Linked DNA regions of Homo sapiens: region 2 is linked to region 1. Evidence: chromatin loops called from intact Hi-C (ENCODE). Cell type or tissue: GM12878. All regions are shown on one strand. Each heading gives the region's core, and the rest is flanking DNA. Links, peaks and the distances in the headings are about the cores only.

What was found. Hi-C counts contacts between places; a loop is a spot of excess contacts. Peaks named below come from ENCODE experiments on the same cell type or tissue, not always from the same donor. Only the 100,000 strongest peaks of a DNase experiment are listed, where the experiment ranks them.
Region 2: it touches region 1 in a loop (5-fold over the local background); 3 of 110 quality-filtered maps call a loop at or near these places.

Annotation. Positions count from the first base shown.
Region 1 is chr4:78,658,676-78,667,264 of GRCh38, reverse strand. LINC01094 (long intergenic non-protein coding RNA 1094) reads right to left here. Exons shown (of 3, transcript NR_038308.1): 2 at 4,293-4,347. Among named protein-coding and RNA genes, the nearest start is that of LINC01094, 17 kb to the right of the region's middle. In GM12878, for the core only: no CTCF peak of the experiment used is centred there; a DNase peak (open chromatin) is centred at 4,984; H3K27me3 peaks cover 132 bases.
Region 2 is chr4:78,746,126-78,754,714 of GRCh38, reverse strand. No RefSeq gene overlaps it. Among named protein-coding and RNA genes, the nearest start is that of BMP2K-DT, 26 kb to the left of the region's middle. RefSeq lists enhancers at 4,095-4,144, 4,445-4,624. In GM12878, for the core only: no CTCF peak of the experiment used is centred there; DNase peaks (open chromatin) are centred at 1,409, 4,424 and 5,234; H3K27ac peaks cover 2,148 bases.

The DNA.
Region 1 (8,589 bases), core at 321-8,320:
CCTGTACTTCCTGACATCCTCTTTTAATTTTGTAAAGTTTCCTGTCATTATTTTCCAGTGTATTTATTTTTAAGGAAGTGTCTTTAGCAAGAAGAAAGAGACAAGCACTGCTTCCCTTCCCCATATCCCTCCCTCTCTCCCTCTCTCTCTCTCTCACACACACTCAGACACTCACATACATACACACACACGCCCCTCAGAGATTTAGCAATTTTGCAGTATTATTATTCTACGATTCAGCAACCATGACCCATTTCTAGGTGGACACATAGATTTGGGAAGCAGTGGAGTGAAGCTTCAGCACCAAAGGGAAAGCAAGAGGTACTAGGTCCTAGATCTCTACATTTATTCATGGTGAAGGTGTGATGAAATAAACATGTCGTAATATCATTAGTTATTGTTGTTAAGCTACCATTCATTGAGCTATTGCTAGGTATTATGTGCTAAATACTAAGTGTGCTGTCCTAAGTCCTAAGTACTTTACATGCACACACAGACACACACACACACACACACACACATACATTGCAGGTTTGTAATATGCCCACAATTTTTTAAATCAGCTTTGTTTCTTTTTCTTTTTCTTTTTTTAGAGACAAGGTCTCGCTCTGTTGCCCAGGCTGGAGTACAGTGGCACAATCATATCACTGCAGCCTCCACCTCCTGGGCTCAAGCAATCCTCCTGCCTTAGCCTCCTGAGTATCTGGGACTACAGACATGCACCACTGCACCTGGCTCCATGATTCTTAATATCAGAATTTCTTCTGTGGGTTAAGCCTGTGTTTTTGGTGGTCATGACCCATTAGTAAATTATGAAATTAATTTAATGAGTAGAGATAAATTCAATTCTATAACATCTTTGTGAGGTGCATTATATTAACCTCATCTGACAGATGAGGAACATCAGAGCTTGGAAGGTTAAGTAACTCACCCAAATTCACAGACCTTGTTAAATGTAAGATTGCATTTGGAGTCTTTCTGTCTCCAAAACCTTAACTACTAAAGCTATACTGTACCATTTAACATATCTCACAGTAATTCTGGGCATATCACACCACAACTATAACTACATATAGAAGAAAACCTACCTTCTAATATATCTTATAAAAGAGAAAATAGGGTTTGTAAATTAGCAACCAGCCTGTATTGTATTGAATATAGGCTTAAAAGTCTAATATGTATGTGCATATGTATGCATGTGTGTGTGTGTGTGTGCATGTGTGTGCGTATCAATTAGAGGGTGGGGAAAAACATTTATAGAACTCAGTACCATTAACAAAAACATTAAAATTCATTGGCATTCAAAATTCATGAAGGCCCTAGTCAATTTTTGGCTGTTATAGCAGAATACCAGAGATGGGTAATTTATTAAAAAAAGAAATTTATTCTGTTCATGGTTCTGAACGCCAGGAAGGCTGAGAGCATAGTACTGGCATCTGGCAGGAGTCATTCCATGGCAAAAGGATGGATGGCAGAAAGGGGCAGATGAAGCAGAAAGAAAAAGGGGGCCAGGCTCACCACAATTAACCCATTCCCATGATAACAACATTAGTCCATTCATGAGGACAAAGCCCTCATGACCTAATCACTTCTTAAAGGCCCCACCTCTTAATATTGTTACAATGGCAATTAAGTTTCCAACACATGAACTTTGGGAGACATGTTCTAACCATGGGGATGACTGACTTCTTAGGCAAGAGTTTCTTACTTTAAAAAAATGCATAATAATAATATTTTGTGTTTACACAATGCTTTCCAGTTTATACAGGGCTTTTCTAGATATCATGTGACTTTCAAACATGCTATGGACTTTATATGTGAGGCCTTCACATGGTACAGGCTGTAAAAGTGGTTCTAGCTGATAACAAGTAGTTATCAACAAGAAAGCTAACACATTTTTACCACAATCCATGTTATAAAAATGATTCTTATAGACAATCTGCCATTCCCAGCTCTTAAAGAAGTAGCATAGCTGCCAAATGAATAACCAAATAGATATATTTAATGGGCTCTAAAAAGTCAAACATAAAACCAATTAATGAATTGGCTCTGGGACTCAAATAGCTTTTGCAGGAAACATCTTTACTTTCAGAAATAATTATAATGGTGTTTCTTAAACACTTTTGCCATTTCAGAAAGATCCCCTGAAATTACTAGGAACACATCAGGTGTCAGCATTCATATATTCTCACTCACTCTTCATTTTTTTAGGGGAAACAATGTATCCAAATTGACACAGACAGAACTTCTTTTAGTTGGTGTTGGCTGTCATTTTATTCAGGTTTAAGTATGAGTCTAATTACCCTCAAAGGACTTTTTGACAAGTTTATCACACGACCACCAGAATTTCTGCTGTGGGTGAAGGAAGTGTTTTTGGTGGTCACAACAACTATCCATGACATCAATTTAGTGAGTACAGACAAACACTTTTTAAAAATGAAATAGAACAGAATATGTAATATCAGAATGTGTCACTGGTAGTAAAGGTAAGTGTGTTTCATAGAACTTTTCCTGCAGTGTTGTGTTAGTCCCTTCTTGCATTGCTACTCTAAACCCCGAAAATCTGAGACAGGTCTCAGTTAATTTAGAAAGTTTATTTTGCCAAGGTTGAAGATGAGCCTGCGGCACAGCCTCAGGGAGTCCTGATGACATGTGGCCAAGGTGGCTGGGGCACAGCTGAGTTTTATACATTTTAGGGAGACATGAAGCATCAATCAGTATATGTAAGAAGTACATTGGTTGGGTCTGGAAAGGCGCGACAACTTGAAGCAAAGGCAGGAAGCCTTGAAGCCGAAGCAGAGAGGGGGCTTCCAGGTCACAGATAGGCGAGAGACAAATGAATGGTTTCATTCTTTTGAGTTTCTGATTAGCCTTTCCAAAGGAGGCAATCAGATATACATCTATCTCAGTGAGCAGAGGGATGACTTTGAATAGAATGGGAGGCAGGTTTGCTCTAAGCAGTTCCCAGCTTGACTTTTCCATTTAGCTTAGTGATTTGGGGGCCCCAAGGTTTATTTTCCTTTCACATTATAAAGAAATACCTGAGACTGGATAATTCATAAAGAAAAGAGGTTCACAGCTCTGCAGGCTTTGCAGGAAGCAATGATGCTAGCATCAGCTTGACTTCTGGGAAGTCCTCAGGAAGCTTATGATCATGGCAGAAGGCAAAAGGAAAGCAGGAAAGCAGGCATGTCACATAGTCAGAGCAGAAGCAAGGAGAGGGGGAAGGTGCCACACACTTTCAAATGACCAGATGTCTAGAGAACTCACTATTGTGAAGACAGCACCAAGCCATGAGGGATCCAAACACCCTCCCACCAAGCCCCACCTCTAGCACTGGGGATTACAATTCAACATAAGAGTTGGGCAGGGACAAATATCCAGACTATATCAAGTGCCTATGTGTATATTCTGTGTATACTGAGTGAGGATACTTAATGTGGGTTATGGTTTTAAAAAGCTTTGGAAACCACCATGTTAAGGCATTATCACCAAAGGAATTTTAGTGAAAATATAGTTTTTGGGTGGATGTTTCAGAGCACACAAGACTTTTTGTTATATGGAGTGGGGCACAGTGGAGAGAATTGCTGAGGGGTGAGGGATGTTGATGTCGAAAGTACAAAGGAGGGCAAATGAGCAAAACTCCACCTAATCCAGTTATACCTAGTGGTGGTCCTAGTCTTTGGTCATGGCTATGGCTAATAAGATTTAAGATATACCTGTGGGTAGCACTGGCAGAAAGAAAGGCAAAAGGGAGAGGGACAGAGAGAAGAGGAAAAGAAAGCAAGAGGGAAAGGTCAGAGTGTTGACAGTGTGAGTTGGAACAAAGATTGGGATTTATGTGTGAAAAAGAGGAAAAGGAGAGATAAGAGCAAAACTAAGAGACGTGCAAGATGAGGATTGGCAGATAGAATAACTTTCAGCTTTCAGCTGCCAGTAACGTAAGCTCAACTACAATGGCTCAAACAATAAATAAATGTATTGATTGGTTCACTGGCTTGGTTATGTCACAAGGATCCACAGTGTTGTCCTCAGTTGCTCTCCCCTTGTGAATATATGATGGCTATAGGATGGCTAAAGCAGGGCTGTGGGTCTGGGATGACTGGAAGAGCAACTGGGATTATGTGCTTCCTTATCCCATTCAAGGAGCAAAAGGCTGGATTCCTGTGGATCTCTGAATGACAAGGGATAATTTTCCAGAATACCCAGCACTCTTCTGCATACATCTCATTGGCCAGACTTGAATCACATACCCATTTCTGAATCTATTACTGACAGATGGATGGCATTACTTAGACCATTCGGATGCCTTTCTGGAGCTGGCATCAATCTTTCCCAGGCACATGACTAGAAGAGAGGAAAGCAAAATTGAGGTTCATTAGGAACACAGGAGATGATTTTTTGCTGAGTAGGCAATCAACAAAGTTCACTGCACACAAGAATTTTTAAAAACTTTGGTAATATATCCTAGTGGCTATAGTAGATTTGATATGGAAAATTTCCATCACTAAAACAGTTTCATTTTTAGAGTCCTATTATGTCATGTTCCTTCTCATAGAAGAATACCTTTGAAGGTATTTAAATAAACTTAAAGAAATCAAGTACAGAGAGTTTCTATTTTCTGTATATTTTACCACCAAAAGAAATCTCAATTTCTACCCCAAAATAATATGCTGTATTCACTCCCTAGAGACAATGCACAATGATTGACCTCCGTTGGAACACACATCATAATACAGAAGCACTAGCCATTGTGTAGAGCTTTACTTCTCTGCCTGATTCCCTCCCCCACTCAGAAGTTATACTTCAGCATTATCCTCCTATGTCCTAGCCAACTTTCTGCATCATGACACAAAGACACTGATGGTTAGGATCATTCTAGCCCGAAGATAGCAAGGGCAAAGCCAGCCAGGCTTAGATGAAACTCACACTGTTTGCTGAATGGCCACGGTGTTTTGAGGTTTCTCTTTATGAAAGGCTAGCATAAAGTCAACAGCCCACAGTTGCTCAAATCTGTGCTTTAGTTTCATTGCCACCACCAAACACTTCTCCACCCAGGAGAATTACAGCTAAGTGTTGTTTTAACTACATCCCCAGGGGAGTATTGAGTAAGACAAAAAGCATGCTAGGTCAACAACAGATCTTTTCTGTAAAAAGGAACATTTCAGGAAAATTAAACAAAGTGTAGAAAAGCCTTAGCTTGCAATCTGTTGTTGCAAAGTTCAAACAATGGCTTTCCTCCCTACTTAGGCAAACACCAAGCAGGAAGCTCTGAACAGAAAAAAAAAAAAAAAAAGACCGTCCAGAGCCATAGAAGAGAATAGCTCATGATGACAGTCATTGTTACTTCATTCCTATTTAGACACAATTAAGGCCATTAGTTCTTTAATTCCGATTCATCTGATTATTTTCAGAAGTTCTAGAGTGAGGACCTTACAATCCTAGAAATCCTACCTGATGAACTCTTAAAAATTGAAGCATAGCTTTTCAGTTATTTCAAAGCTCAGCTAAATCCCCAAATAGTTTGACTCGCCTTCCCTTGTTCCCTGGCAACAATGTGCAGGTAAATTGCTCTACCTGGGATCTCTACTGATGGTAGGGCCTATGGGAAAACAAGATTCATAGCTTGCTCACTGGTGTTTGCAAATATCTTCTGGAGTTTGAAAACTATACTTTTCCTATGTGGACCTTGTGATTTTCTGTTTGGAAAATTTTGTTATTGTCCTCCTCCTTTTCTTTTCCTCTGCTGCATAATTTCAACATTCAGTTTTCCGTTAATCGATGTCATAGTGCCATCCCACAACAATGTCGGCTGAGCTCACTGCTGGCTGCCTTCATAGTGACCAGCTGAAAATATTATAGGACTTTTCCCCATGAGCCCACACTGAACAAAAGCACCTTGCCACTTTTTTCTGTTTTAATATTTGTCTACCCCAAGAGGAGCTGGGCAGAATTCAAAAAATATTTGTCATCTGGGAACAGAAATAAACAAACAGGTCATATGAGAGGTCTTATTTTTTCAGATGCTCTACTGATTATCTCACTTTGTTGACTGATTAATGCCATTCCCCTTGAATAAGTCATTTATATTATCTCAGTTTCTATTCTTATGCTTCCTAAAGTTGACATTGCTAGGATGAGTAAATTCTTATAATAGGTGGGGATTTAGTGAGCACTGATATATTTGACTAAAAAATTTCTTTTATAAAGTGTTTTAAAAATAATTTAAAATTTCAAAAGCTCCTTAGGACATTACCTAGCATTTTAAGGAAAGCCTAGGACACTGATTTTCATTCCCTTCGGAGTTCTTCCAGCTTTAAAATTCTATGAATTTATGAATAGAATAGTTCCCCCTTATCCTTGAAGGATACGTTCCAAGACTTAGTAGATGCCTGAAACTGTGCATAGTACTGAACCCTAGACTGTCTATACTATGTTTTTTCAATCTGATAATCTAGATGGTTGCATCTACAGTGCAGATAACTGGACCAAAAGATGATTCACCTTTGGAAGGGACTGAGCGGAATGCTGTGAGATTTCATCACACTACTCAGAATGGTGCACAATTTAAAACTTATGAGTTGTTAATTTCCAAAATTTTCCCTTAAACATCTTCAGATCGTGGTTGACTGCAGGTAGCTGAAATTATGGAAAGCAAAACCACGGATAAGGGGGGAACTACTGTATATACTTCCTAAGTCTCAGTATGAGATTCTGAATTTGTTTTACAAAGGTTAAATAAATCAGTTAAATATTGACTAGGTAATGCAAATCTATGCAAAAAGCAAAATAATAGTATAATTCTGTGATTATGTAATAATACCTTACACACAATAGGTACTAAAAAACTATTTCTTGATTCTTACCAACTTTCACATTTTCGCATACCAGTTTTCTAACTGTGGAAACTCTATGCAGTAGGATTTTCAAATAGGTGAGTCATTTTATAGCAATATATTTTATAGCTTATACAACTGTAATATGTTTGGAAGGAAATTTATTCCTTTAGTAGGACGAGATCTGTCATTCCTATCATCCTTCACAGGGTCTTCTTGTTTCACTTTATGTGTGTATGGCATTATAAAGGCTTACTGGAGTGCTATTTTTTTCTTCCATTACACAGAAGTCAGATATTAGAAGTGCAAAATCCATAATATTCCTTCCCAGGAATATCCCAAACCAGACAAATAAACAGAAAACCAAAACGCTTTTGCCTTGTTTGACCTTAAGTAATGCTAGTGGGGTTCAACATCTTCTCTAAGGTTCAGGCCCTTGTCTAGTTGGATACAGACCAGGTAATGTCCTCTTTGCTCCAATAAGAGAAAAAGGCATGCTTATTCCTCCTGGTTTTACCACCATTCTCTGTATCTTTCTTAACAATCCCTGCCAATTTGCCCTGTCAATCACCTTCTAAAGCTTGCTGCCTGGTTCACATTTGTGACTCCTGACTTCCAGTAACCTACTGAGTCTACCAGGTACATTCAGACTGGTCTCCCCCTGGACACCCATCATCATCATCACAGTAATAATACCTCCCACCTATTACTATGTGCCAGGTAGGCAGCATGCATAATGTGCACTATCTCAATTAAACCTTACAACAACCCTATGAGGCTAATACTGTTATTCATTGCTTCAGGTTACTAAGAAAGCACATAGCAAATAAGTGGTAGAGGCAGGACTTGAACCCAGGAAGTCTCCCAAATACTATTCTCCATCTCCTCTCAACTCTTGCTCAAATGGAGAACTGAATAGGAGCCACTTGGGTAACAGCCAAGCTCCCTAACCATATGGCATTGTTCCCATCTGTGGAAGGGCATAGGTCCAGCTGCATAGAATGATGTTGCCTTCTGACAGTCTTCTCTTAACTATCTTAGTGGCAAGAGGCTTTATTCATTTTCTTTGTACTCAAAATTAGCTTTTACTTTTTATCCACACACAACGCCACAGATAGCCCAGATTGAATTCATTATGGGCTATCATGTCCCCTGTCATTTGTTTATAAGAAGAGCTCTGGCCTGGCCTTAGCAACTTTTAGGTGAAGCCATCTTAAAAAAAGTCAAGAGCCACAGAAATAGAGTTCCAAAAATGACAAACATTGCAAGCATTCATTTTATACCCACACAATCTTTATTTTCCAATTTCTGTTAGTTGAAAACAAGAACAGTAAGAGAGCTCAGAAGAGAGTGGATCTTTAGAAATACTTCCAACTATCTATAGCCAAAAGCCAAACATACTCCTACATCCTTATTTCATGCAAACTAGATAATATAAAAAAGACTTGGAAAATGCTTTATAGCTGTGTGTAAGCTAAAAAAGCTACATAATCACACACAAATGAATGGGAGATATGAGTAGCAAATACAGGGCCTATGTTCTTTACCATAGAAATCGAAAGGATAAAAGACTAAAGTGTGGATTCAATTAAGAACTTAGTGGTGCCTTTTAAGAGGTGGCATTTTCCAGTATGTATCTCAGGCAGTCTAAAGAGTGATACCACAGAGCAAATGAAAGTCTCTAAGGGGAACTATTCTGTCTTGTGGTGAAAGTCAAGGCAAGGTGAGAGATAGAAGTAGATTTGTGGGCCAG
Region 2 (8,589 bases), core at 405-8,404, 87 kb before region 1:
AGATGCAAGGCAAAAACTGTAAAAGTCAATTTTAGAAAAGCTTCAAATCAGCACTGTTGATGAATACTTCAACAGGAGCTGAAATTTTGGCATTAAAGTAAGTGAATACTCAGTGGACTGGATGACTGAATTTCTCTACCTGAGTGAGCAAATTTTCCTGGCTTAAAAGTAAAATAAATCAATTGTTATTATATTGCTATTTAGTATTACTATTCACTGGTTCAAAAACATTGCAGGTGAGAAAATATCAAGCCATGAATTGCATCCAACCAAACAAAGCCCAAGGTAACATACTTCTCATCATAGGAATTATTTTCTTTTCAATGTAATGAACATCTCTAAAATGTCCACTATGGGCTAGGCACTGTGTTATGTACTTGAGGCCAAAAGAAAATTAAGATCGTTGTTTATTGATTTAAAATAGATCTCATTTTTATGGATTAATAAACAGTCCAACAGCGTTGGCCTTGATGTCTTCTACACAGTAGATCTAAAAAATATTTGATGAATGATAATGTCAAATAGGTCATTTCCATTTGAGGGCATGAGTGAAGTATGGGACAGGGGTTAAGTGAAGAGTCCCTTGGCCCCATACTTAGTGCTGGTCATCTCCAGCAATCCTAATTCCTCTGTGAAGTGGTCCTCAAACTACGGGATTCTACCCTTTCTAGTTTCACAAAAATAGGTGCTTAGCTTAATATATTATTGCTGGACAAATGAAGAAATGAGTCTAGCTTCCTGGCTAGAGGGTAATCCTGTAACCCACATCAAAATCTGCCTGATCTGTTTTAGGGTCTCCTGAAATGGCTGTAAACCCCCCGCCCCTGCCACACTGCAATGGGAGTTCTGTATTCAGGTTTGTGGCCCTCTATGGTGCACCACTTCTGTATAGAGCTTCAAGAATCCTCCACTGTAGTGGCATCTTACTCCTTCCAGAATGTAAGGCCTGAAGCAGAAATTAGAGGTTGAGAACTGCTAGAACTTCTCCAAATAAGGTAGCTGCTTGCCAAGATCCAGCGGTCGTTAAATGGCCAGTTCTGTATAGAATGAAAATGAAGGGAAAGCTTGAACCACACTCATCTCCTTTAGGCCTTGGGGGCTCAAATTTATGAGTGAAATGGGTTCTGTAAGTCAGCAGTAGGCTCAGGCATTGTCCTCTGAACTTTAATTTCCCTCTGGAGTGAGGGAATCTGATGATCTTGGATTCCTAAATAATGTGGAAGCATCTTGAAAGTTACCTCTCTGTCCCTTCATCCATTTTTAAGAATCAGATTCAGTCTGATGATGTTTCTCATGCAAATCCAAGCCATGGTGGGAAACTCCTCAATGGGGCACATGAGCTTCCACTGCGATAGGTGGTTTCTTGGTCTACAGGGTAGATGAGGGGCTCTCAGAGGTTCCCACAGCCACCTCAATACCTGCCTTTCAGAAGCATTAGATGGGCTTCCTTAGCTCTTTGCTTTAGAGATATGAAAGTTACCATGGATTTCCTGAAGCTTATGGCTGAGACCACAGAATACCATTCTGTCTCTGTCTCCTCTCAACCCCCCAAAAGTAATTTGACTGTTCACCCATTGTCCTCGTAGTCAATAGTAGATGCCAATTCAGGGTACATAAGGACTTGGAAATGCTGAGCATATCCTTTAGTCTTTATTCTAATTCTCAAATATATGTTCCGAGTAAGCACAAGAGAGCTACCTGCCAAGGTTGTTGTGGCTGATGAGAACTTCCCATCTCCCTGAAGGAAGCATAATTCTGGAGTTAGTTGGGTTCCCTGGTGGCAAAACGACTCAGTAATAGAAAATGTTTCCAAATGTTGAGAGTTTGGAAAACTGCCAAATAAATGATACTAGTTCTTAAATCTCAGTCATTATATGTATTATGTCTAAATTAGCATATTTGGACATTTTCATTTTATACCTGTATTTAATGATGAATACATGTAGTCAAAGTGTAGCCTTGTAATAGATTTTTCTTGGTTAAGCATTTTCCCAGGTCTTCAAATGTTTATTTCTAGAACAAGAAAGAATGTATGTTGCCCATGTTATGATGAGCAATATAAAATTAGGCATTCATTTATTATTTCAGTAATTGACTTTTTGTTGAATGCTTCCTATGTGCATATCACTGAGTTGAAATTAATTCTATTTTAAGGGTTTTTCCTGTTTTACTGTTCTTCATTTGTCATGGATGACTGAAGTGGCTGAAGTTTGTCTCATGCAGTTACTTAGCTGGTCTGATCAGGCTACATTTTCCTTTGCTTTTTTCTTCTCTACATTACCAATAATGGCTGTGTTATGCCTTTTGCTTTATGTAAATATTTCTGAGTGCTTGTCATATGCAACAATATAGAATTTTAAGTCAGATGCTACTTGTAAGTTTTCTCATTTATTGAAAAGAAGGAGAATGAACTTTAAAACTTTTTTTGCTCTTAACACTTTCAGGATTTTATGATGTTAGTTTCTAAATGCCAAGTATAAGGGACAACATTTTTGCCAGCAAAGTTCTAGAAAGTGTTTGTTAAAATTAAGTAGGTGAAATTTATCTTCTGTACTTTGGTTTTTCTAACATTTCTCTTTCTGTTTTTAGTATTGATCTTTTCCTCAAAGGCCCCAGTGTCCTTGTCCCAAATGAAAGGAGTGAGTAAGGAGGACAAGTCACAGTTTTGCCACTTAATAGCTATATCAATTTGGATAAGTTATTTATCCTCTAGGCCTGAGATTCCTCATCTATAAAACAGGCATGATCACAAAAAATTCCTCACAGTTACTGTGAAGGTGTAATAGAATATTGAATGCATGTATATCCATTAATGATTAACAAAAAATTGCTAGCTTTTTATTTTGTCAAACACAGACTTTTAAAAAAATTCAACCTTCATCTACTATCATAATCATCTTATAACAGAAGTGACAAGATACCATCCAAAAAGAAGGACATTATCTCAGAATTTATAATTTTATAATTTTAAATGTATAGTTTTAATTAGAAATTTTACTACATTTTCCCTGTTGCTCCTATTTCACCAAAAATTAATGAATACCTTTGTCTAATCTGCAAGCCTGTGTTTGAAAACCACTGTTATGAGCTTTCCAGTTTTCTTTTTTTCTTCAAAATTTACCTATCATGGTCTCATTCCCTCAAAGCTCTGTCCTTTTCTAACATTACAGCTATAGTGTTAACCATCACTGTCTGTAGTGAATATTAATGGCTTAACGTATTCATCTTTTCAAGAACATGTTTATATTCTAATATGGGGGCTTTATCCAAATAAGTGATAGTAGTGGTGGAAATTTCAGACTAGTTGGCAAGTCTAGGGGAAAACAAATATGATGCAGGTACCCTTTTCAGCATCCTGAATGTCTACCTGCTTTATACATGTATATGGCTGACTCTGTACCCTACCTTTCTTAGCTTTAGGATATTAAGGCCTGTCATAGATAGGCTAGGACTTTGAATGGTTTCCTCAGCAGCACCTGTGAAATACACTTAGTGTTAGGTAACATTAAGTGAAATCAGGGTACAAAGGTTTTTTTGTTTCGTTTTGTTCTGTTTTTTGAGACGGAGTCTCGCTCTGTCACCAGGCTAGAGGGCAGTGGCCCAATCTCCGCTCACTGCAACCTCTGCCTCCCAGGTTCAAGCGATTCTCCTGCCTCAGCCTCCCCAGTAGCTGGGACTACAGGTACATGCCACCACACCCAGCTAATTTTTTTATTTTTAGTAGAGACGGGGTTTCACCATGTTGGTCAGGATGGTCTCTATCCCTTGACCTCAAGATCCGCCCGCCTCGGCCTCCCAAAGTACTGGGATTACAGGCATGAGCCACCGCACCTGGCCCCAAAGGTTTTCTTGCTTAAGTTTATGCCACTTCTCCTGATTAAAGCCTACAGTATCAAGTAAAGACACATCCCCTCCTCAGTAGATCTTTGACCTGTCGTGACTCTAATGGAAAAAGAACATATTTTTAAGTAGGTTTTTTCTAAGGATTAACACAAAAGAGGCACATTATGCCCCAAAGGCTGGCCTACAGATTGCTGGTCACCCTACATAGTAAACAATGGGCTGCTCTGGGGACAATGACAGCAGTACTGACACAACAAGACTGGACTCCATTTCAGATCTACCAAGGGTAGGTGGACAAGATATAAGGAAGATACAGGTCTGCAGTCAGAAGACCTTGATTCAAACCTGAAGTTAACAGTTATCAGCTGTGGAAAGTAGTCAAGGTCTCTAAACTTCAGTTTCCTGAAAATGGGGTTAAGAATAGTACAAATATCATAATTAGTACAAGGATTAAACAAGTTAACTCATGTGAAACGTTTTAGTACAGTACCTGCTCATGGTAAGCACTCAATATTAGCTTTGTTATTATTATGTGCACTGTGACAGGATGTGCCCACTTTGCTGGTAGCTTCATTAACCACTTATATTAAGTGTGTTTGCTGTTTTAGTCAGAACATACTCTGAAATCACAAAATATGCAAACTCAGATCTAGATCTGGGCAAATGTGAGGCATATCTTGGAGTTCCCCTTTTAGTAGGTTCCACAGAAATATCCCAGCCTTTACTAAACTTTATTTTACTTCCTCAAATTATCTCTCACTTCTCTTTTGGGGCAATGCCTGTCCTGTCTCATTACAATTGTCTCTAAGGGAAAACTTTGTTGTTGTTGGCTTGTTCTCTTGTGTTTTTTGTTTGGGATATCGTGATTGATAGTACATTCTTAACCATGAGCAAATATTATTGGGTTGCCTAGTGAATAAAACATCTCAATTCACATTGTTTCTAAAAGAAAGATGTTCAATGAGTTTGTCTTGAGGTTGTCAGATTTCATAATTATAGTCAACTTTCAATTATCCACATAAATAAAAAGGGCGTCAGTACAGATAACAGAAAATTACAGGCTCTGAAATTGTGGTTAGCTATCCAGCAGAGTTGAGCCCAGCTTCTATATATAACCAACAGCAATGCCAAGTGGGTTAAAGGAATTTAGTCCCTCTGTAATCTCCTTCAAACTCTATTCTTTGATATGGATACTTGACATTTTCTCAATCTTATGTAAAGTGCTAAGAAATTATAGCTTTAAGTCCTTTCTTCCAGTGAGATTGTGGCTCCTGCATTTCTATAAAATACAGTTCCAGAGTTGGCTCTGTCATAGGTCTGGGACTGTCTCAGGCAATGTGTCAACCACAAGGCCAAACCATGATGCATATGATTAATTTCCGATTCACAAAACCCAGAGACTGATACCTGTACATATGGCTTACTTCATCTCCCTAGAGCCAGCTTTAATACCTAAATAGGTGGTGGTGGTGGGGGAAGGGTGGTGAGTGGCAACCCCGAGGCAACCTATTTCAACAGTAGAGCACTAAGATTGAGATTGTTAGATGTGTATTTTCATATAGTTTCCTCTAGCTTTCACTACTGATTTGATCCCTTGGGGTCATATAGCGCAAATGTTTTCTTCTTTGAATATTTGGAAAAAGCCGTTATATTCTATCTGGACTTGCCACTGAGAACTATACGACTTTGGCTAAATTCCTTCATCCTTCTGATTTTTTTTTTTTTAATTCTAGAAAAGGAGGACATTTGACTAGGTGATCTATATTAGATTCTTTAATTTTAATACTATATTATATAATTCTATGAAAGATCTCTTTTGATGATAGTCATAAAAATGGTTTATTAATGATACACAATACAATGTACTTCCTATACATAATATCAGATTCAGTGCTCATAATATTACTATGGGGAAATTATTATTTTCAATTATGAGTGAGGAAACAAAAAGTCAAAGAGATTAAGTAAACCCTGTCCTGAGTTTCCGATTCTAGCCCTCTGCTCCAAGATAGGTTCTACCTCCATGTAATATTTTCTTGAGAAACTGATTTTAAAATCCCTGGAATTGGTTGCCCAAATGTAAGATGTGTTTAAAAACAAAACCAAGTTGATCTTCAATTCAGCAGGTAATACAGCACACCTGGTGGTCATTGCCACAAGATGATGAGAAGCCTCAGGGAAAACCAGGCCTAGACTCATCTGAGCAGTATAAAGGTTGCAAAGTTTATCAGAAATTGGCGCCTGTTTCATAAGCATGTGAGCCTCTCATCAGGACCTTAAATAAACTAAAGACATTATTGTACAAAGATAATCATTCCTCCAGCATTCAGTCACTAGGGCCTGCTGAATGCTAGGCATTGATTAATCACTCTTACCCACAATTTCTGATTTATTTCTCATAAAAATTCTGTGGGGTAATAGTTCGTGCATGTATTATCCTCATTTTATCTAAGATGATCTTGAGATTAATAGAATAACTTACCCAGGCAGTAAGTGGCAGATCAGGATTATAACCAAGTCCTTTGGGCTCCCAGTTCCAGACTCTTTCTATTCTGCCAGTATTTCCCAAAGTGTGTTTTAGTCTACACTCATCCCACAAAATGTCTTTCCAAAAATGATGCCACAGTCAACAATGTTTGATTCTGCACATTGTGGGGTCCCTTAGAGATTCATAGAGTTTAGCACATTCAAGATTCCCAGAAAATTTCAGAAAGGAAACATGTTTAACATTTTTCTTTCTAAATTTTTCTGAACTTATTTGCAAAGGCATCTTTTAATCCAATTAACACATATTTAATATTCTGAGGAATGGTATCCTGCAGAACTCTTTGAGAAATCCTGCATCATGCCAGGCTACATTAAAAAGAAATTTTTATAAGAAAGGATTGTCACCATAAACTGTTATTTTGCTTCATGTTAAAAAAATAATTTTCCCATGAGTTAACTAGTGTATCTCATGAGATCATAAGCCAGATGTTCATAGAATTCAACAGACTTCCTGGCCCTGACCTGAGAAAATAAAATGTTGCCATAGAATTACATACATGAGAATACCAGATGGGAATACGAAGAAAGTATATAAACAAGTATTATCCATTCTCACGATACTCAGCCTACATTCTAAAGAAGTTTGTATATGCATGGAAGTTACAATTTATCCTCCCCCCAAATTCTTGCTATTTGACATGCCTTACATTTTTATTCTAATGTGAATGATTGCAAGAAAAGGTCTTTTGCAATATTATGGATAATTTTGTGATTGCTTGAAGCTATTAGCAATGCCTGGTATGCTTTAAAACTAAGGGTGGAAATCATCGAACAAGGCAAATTAAGTTGGGTTTGGTTATGAAGATTAATTGCTTAATTCAGCTGTCTAGTTCATTGCATACTTTTAAGATCTGCCTGCCAGTTCACCCTGGTTCTGTGACAGCCTTTACATTTTTTTTTTAAAAGTAACTTTTTAATTGGCAATTATGAGTCAACAAGAATCTTTGAAATGTCTTGATGAAGTTTAAAAAGTGAAATATCATGACTTTCAGATGACTACGCATAGAGTGGCAAAAGCTGGGGATTTATATTTTATTGAAAGTAAACAAAAAACAAAAGGGAGAAACACAAAGTAATTATTTGCTGTAAAATGCATGTAAATGCCTCCTGCTGTTCATCATTCATGTATGCTGTTCAAGTTACCTATATCTGTGTTACAAATTATGGCAAAATGTAGTGGACTAAAAAAAAACCCTTTTATTATATCTCACAGTTTTGTAAGTCAGGCATTTGGGCAGGGTTTAGCTGGATGATTCTTCTGCTCAACATGTTGATAACTGAGCTGGTCTAGATGGTTCAAGATGGATTCACCTACATGCCTGGTGCCTTGACAGGATGACTGGAAGGCTGGGCTCAGTGGGGCCCCTCTCCTACTCCATGTAGTTCTCTCTAGCAAGATAGTTGGACTTCTTACTGGGTAGCTCAAGGTTCCAAGAGAAATTGTTACACGACACAGGAAATAAAAATAGCTGGGCTCTTAAGGCCTGGGCCTAGAAATTAGCACAGGGTCACTTCCAGTGTATTCTGTAAGTCAGAGAATTTGAGAGGGAACAGCCCAACTCTCATGGCAGTATCAAAGAATTTGTGGCCATTATTAATCTGCCATATAGGCCAAAATTCTTTGGCAGAAAGGCTTGTGTAATGCAGGAAAAGAATGCAAAAGCTATTCTGAACTTTTAAACAGGTTTACCTTCTGATAACATACATTGTTTTATCCATAAAGCCAAAGCGATACTACAGAAATGTATACAATACACAATATGATACATCTGCAGGAAATTGCTCCATGTCCATATCTATGTTGGTGCTGACTTTCCATTTGAACATTTCTCTCATCACCTTATGCCTCTTGCGAGTACTTTCTAGCACTTACATCCCATCTTTGCTATTTTGCACATACTAGCCATGATAGCTAATGTTTTTTAAAAATCTCCAAAATAAGCAATAAGGTACAACAAATCTGCCAAAACTAATAACACAATGATCAAGATGAGAATGGCTGCTGCTATTCAATGTCTGTTGCTAGTTAGCAGAGTTGTGCCTTTGCACTGAGGTCAAGTTGGGCTTTATTTTTCCACAGCACGTAATCTTTGTTCTAAGATTTGTAAGTTTTAAAGAACTATAGCAGAGTTTTGGTATTTTTACTTGGGTGAAGCAAAAGGAGCTTCTTCTTTTTCTTTTTTTCTTTTTCTTTTGTTT